Regions from separate parts of the Homo sapiens genome. Here region 2 is linked to region 1. Evidence: chromatin loops called from intact Hi-C (ENCODE). Cell type or tissue: PC-9. All regions are shown on one strand.

Region 1 (2,500 bases):
GTTGGCTTTTTAAGAATAAGTGAGATTTTGCCAATAGTTACTGTTTATTGAATTATAACTACAAACCAGGCATCATGCTAGGTGTTTTACATACGTTATTTTATTTCATTAATTTTTCCCCCATAGTAGGTGCTCAGGCACTGCACTAAGCCCTACAAACATGACAGCAAAGTCCCTGCCCTCAAGAAGCTCTCCATTCAGTAGGGTAGAAATTTATGAAACAGTGAGCTAAATCCACCAATAAGAGTTACCATCCATTAAACATCTACTGTGTGCTGGGTATTTTATATTAGGGGCTTTATATGATTAACTCTCTAAACAATTCCTTGAGGTAAATCTTACCACTTCCATTTGATAAATAAAGAATGCAACTAGAAGTAGTTAAAAATACCATTTTTTTCCAAATGGACCTGTTTTCAAGTCTTGTCAATCATATTAAGAAAACTGTAAGCATTGGTATCTCAGAGGTGACATTTAAGCAAGGGAATGACATGACCAGGTCCAAGTTTTTAAGTGGTAACTTCAGCGGTAAGGAGTGTATGCACCAAAGAAGAGACTAAGAGCAGGGAGAATGTCTGGAAGCAGCTGCAATCATGGGAGAGATAATAAGACCTTGAGTAGAGGGAGTGAGGATGTGGAGGATGGCATGGATGCAAGTTGCCTTTTTAAGATAAAATGTATGGAATTATAGAATAATGTGCTACAGGATATTTACTTTTCACATTTATCTGATTATTTCCTCTCTAAGGGGGCAGCTGCAAGCTGCAGAAAGTGTTCTTGGACTGGGTTGCTGCTTGAGATCTGCCGTGTGATCCTGGAAAAGTCATTTAGCCTTTATGAGCCTCAGTGCCCTCTCCTGTCAAATGAAAAAATTTAACTAAACGATCTCTGAAGTCCTTCCCATTGGAATTCTGTGTGTGGCTCTCTATTTTGCATAGTTGTTTTTTAAGATAGAAAAATAAACTAAGCCACCAGAGGTCCCCACATCCTTATATATCTAGAATAACTATCTTGGCAAAGAAATATTTCTAAAAATTCCCTGCATCCTGATCTAGTAAAATTTCTTGTATTTGCTTAGTATAAAATCCAAGAAAAAAACAGTAAGTTGAAATTAATGTTCATAAAATCTCTAACAAAACAGTGTAAGAAATTAAAGTTTTTAATTGCCATATAATTCTTCATTTTTTAAAAAAGTCAAACAACCATTTGTAATACACTTGATTTAGGTCATAAAAGGTCATACTGAAAACCTTGAAAAATAAATTGCTGCTACACTGTTAACCAAACATAATACAATGAAATACAGGTTTGGTTTTATATTAGTGCAGGTAGTATTTTTCATAAAATGATTTTTAATAACTCTCATATTGGCGTGACATCTTATTCTTAAGGAATAAAGTTCCACTGAGAGTACAAAATAATTAAAATCCTAAATTTGACACCCATGGGCCTTGGAGGCCCCATTCCTCCTAAGAAGCAATTCAATGGAAATTCTAATAAAAAGTCACCTCTCCTAGAATAAGACCTTGCCCTCTATATCACATTTCCATTTTGTACAGTCATTCAAGGCTCACAGTATGAATGTATCCTTTATTTGGAAAGGAAAATCAATCAAAGAGAGGTGAACATGATTGCCACTATCTTTTATGGTTCCCAACAGACATCTATATACCCCAATGACTTCAAGCCCCCAAGTTTTCCTTTCTAACTTCATCTTCTCTCAGTATCCTCATTACTCACATTGATGACTCACTTGACATCTTGCCACAGATATTCTTCTAGACTCTACCTCAGCCATGGAAACAAACTTATGACTCTAATCTCTGCTAAGTTCTTCAGTTTCCCCTCATTATCCATTAGTGTTTATTTCTTCCCTAATCTGGTCTTGCATAGACCATGACAACCTAATGGTCACATCTGGATCAATCATCCCTCTTTATCCACTCCCTCTGGCAACATCTCCCTGACTATCTACACTGGACTTGGGAGTCGGATACTTCTGTATGACCTGTTACTTAGAATCTTTCACTTCTGCCATGCCCACAGTGCCAATCACACATCCTCAGCCACCTCTCCTGATCTTGCCTTCATATTCCTGTTAGGGACCACTGAGAGATGCTAAAAATGTTACATATGTTCCATGCTTTTCAAGTTGCAATTCCACTTTTACCTCACTCTTGTGAGGTACAAATGGTACTTCACTTTCAACTTTATAAAGAAGACAGCTTATGTGAATGTATTCCCTTCTATTGCACCTGAAATTGGCTTCACAGCTCCACTCCCCTCTCCTTTCAAATACAGTATTCTCTGTACCTTCCCCATACTTAACTTTGCACCATCCTGTCCCAGATGAGGAGGAGACTAAGCGACATGTTTCTCAGGTTAACATCTCATTTGTGCTTTTGGTCCCAGAGTCCCCCACTTCCTCTTGGTCCTTAGCATACAAGCAATATATAAAATTCTTCAGCCTACTATTTAAGACATCCATCAACCAAAGCCA
Region 2 (2,500 bases), 160 kb before region 1:
TTATTTTCATCAAAAGAGAGCAGCTAAATAATTTCCTCTCTGGAAACCAGCTAGAGGAAAATAAATGGCATTCTCTCGCCCCTTCCCATCCTCCAACACATTGTTCTTTTGCTAAGAAATTTTCCTTTGCGGTTTGAATGAGTTTTTTAAAAATGACAGTCCTGGGTGGGGTGAACCCTATTGTGCAGGGAATATTCAAAATAATCTGGGCTGAGAGTCAGTGGATGTGAATTGAAGGCCCAACTCGATCTGTTAGTTGCTAAAAAACCTTGAGCAAGAGTGACTAAAATGCTGGGCCTTGGTTCTCTCACCTGGGAAATGGGGAGATAGAAGCTATAGCCCTGCAGTCCTCACTGGGCAGATGGCAGGTAATGTGCATTAAAGTGCTTTATTACAAACAAACAAACAAACAAACAAAAACAAAAACAAAAAACGAAAAGAAAAATGGTAACACCTAGGAAGAAGTTACCTTTTATGGGAGGATATAAAGTCACTAATGGGGCCCAGACCCCGACCTGATTGTTCTCCATTCTTAAGCCTCACTGTTCACAGGGCTCCAAGACACCTGCCACCTGGGCTGTCTCAGGCATTCAGCTGACCTTTTTATACAGAAAGATTCAAAGTCTCCTGATTTTCCCTCTTTTATCTATAGAATGACCTGAGGACCCCGACCCAGCAAGGAAACCTCAGGACCCTGGGAGACAAAACCATCTCCCTGCCCCACCCTGGTCCCCTCATAATCCTCTTCATGCAGGAACCACCAGGCTCAACAACACCCCAATTTGAGGCAAAGCACCTTCTTGACGTGCGAATGCAGCGGCTTCTTTATTTTTTCCCAAGATCCCGCAACAGGAGCTCCCACAGTCAGAATAAGAATCCCTCCAACAAGGGTGTAAGAGACTCTAACCATAAACAGAAACCCCTCCCAAAGATGCCACCAATTTAGCAAACTAGGAATCATTTCTCTTACGGAACTAAAACTAAACACCACCAGAGGGCACCAAGTGCAAGTTTGTATCAGAAGTAGATCCAAGTAGAAACCTAGAAATTCTCTGAAACCACCAAACTGTTCCATCCACTCTCAAAATTCTCCCCTCCACTTGAGAGAGTATTTCTGGGCTGCTTGTCTCACCCTGCCCTCCAAGGTGCCACATCTAGTGCATGAGAGTTTTTGCAGCCAACTCTCCATTTCTCAAGACCCCTGGTCCACTCCAGGTGGGATCCCCAGAGGGAGGCTGTGCAGGTGTGCAAGAACAATAAATTAACACAACAGCCTGTCAGGCTCCCTTTGGGCACCCACCTGGCCTTGTGAGGACAGCACGGTGAAGACACACATGAGGCCTCACTTGGTCCCTGCCCCCGTTTCCCCAGGCAGGTCTCAGGAAGTGCAGATGGGTTTCTGGGCTCCGTGTCTTACAGAGCAAGAGCAGCATGAGGCCTCAGTAGATGTGGCTTGCCACGTGGCCTCCACCAGCTTGTCTGATGCAGGTACCTCCTAGAACCTGCTCACTGTGGTTCATTTACCCTCTTCCTCCTGTCCCCCATATCTCTGGGCCATCTGACCACCAAAAGCTGGAGGAATGTTCCAGAACACACACATCAAACTCAGATTGGCCAGAGTGAAAATTAACTATGAATGTTTCTACTCAAAATCCCTCAAAGCATCTATCCACTGACTTCATTTTAGAGACAAATAAATCTAACTCCCAGGCTGAGGTTCAGACATGAGAGGGCTGTCTAGGGTGGGCAAGAGGAGGGTCTATGTACCTTCCCCAACCACCCCACTAAACTCAGCCAGATTTTGTTTGATTTTTGCTTTAGTTTTAGTTTTTTTTTTTTTTGGGAGGGGTATCTGATCAAAAGCCCATCCTCTCTCTGATTTGGTGGACTAAGAACTCCTGTGCCCAAAGTCTAGGCAAATGTGGTGGGGATTTCCGACCTCATGAACCTAGCTTCAGCAGGATCCCAAAGTGGGAGAGACTTCCCCCAAAACAGCGGGGACAGAACAGAAGTCATTTTCCTGTTTGCTCCTCTCCTCTGAGCTAACAGCCCCCAGGCCAGATGCACAGAAGGTGAACAAAAACTACAGTCACGAAATCATTTGTAAATGGGAAAAGAAGAGAGGATCAGAAAGGACAACTTCCAGGGGAGGAATCCCAAGATGGTGTCCGAGGTGGGAGCGCAGCGGATGCCTGTGACCTGGACATTGGCATGGGGGTTCCTCCTTCTCCTCCAGGCAGGCTCAGATGGCCAGCCAGTGTTGCAACTGCAGAGAAAGACAGCGAGGACTTGATGACATGGTGGGGACAGAAAGGAGCAAGGGCCAGCTGGCGGGGGCAGCAGGAGGTAGAGAGAAGGCAGAAAAACACCCCCTTCCTTCACGGACCTCAGGGAACGTGCAAGTTGATTCCCTAATTGTCACAGAGGCCCAGAAAGGGCAGCAGAACCTCCCCAAAGTCACAGGGCAAGCCTGAGGCCATGGGCTCAAGGTGAGCCTCCC

What was found. Hi-C counts contacts between places; a loop is a spot of excess contacts. Peaks named below come from ENCODE experiments on the same cell type or tissue, not always from the same donor. Only the 100,000 strongest peaks of a DNase experiment are listed, where the experiment ranks them.
Region 2: a loop joins it to region 1, with 12 times the contacts of the local background. A loop is called at or near these places in 55 of 110 quality-filtered maps.

The regions. Positions count from the first base shown.
Region 1 is chr16:55,542,138-55,544,637 of GRCh38, reverse strand. The region is part of intron 8 of LPCAT2 (lysophosphatidylcholine acyltransferase 2); the gene reads right to left. Among named protein-coding and RNA genes, the nearest start is that of CAPNS2, 23 kb to the left of the region's middle. In PC-9, CTCF peaks have their summits at 773 and 973 (motif pointing right); a DNase peak (open chromatin) is centred at 987; H3K27ac peaks cover 297 bases.
Region 2 is chr16:55,702,089-55,704,588 of GRCh38, reverse strand. It overlaps SLC6A2 (solute carrier family 6 member 2), which reads right to left. Exons shown (of 15, transcript NM_001172501.3): 15 at 1-2,266. The coding sequence ends at 2,243. Among named protein-coding and RNA genes, the nearest start is that of SLC6A2, 47 kb to the right of the region's middle. In PC-9, CTCF peaks have their summits at 787, 1,000 (motif pointing right) and 2,460; a DNase peak (open chromatin) is centred at 998.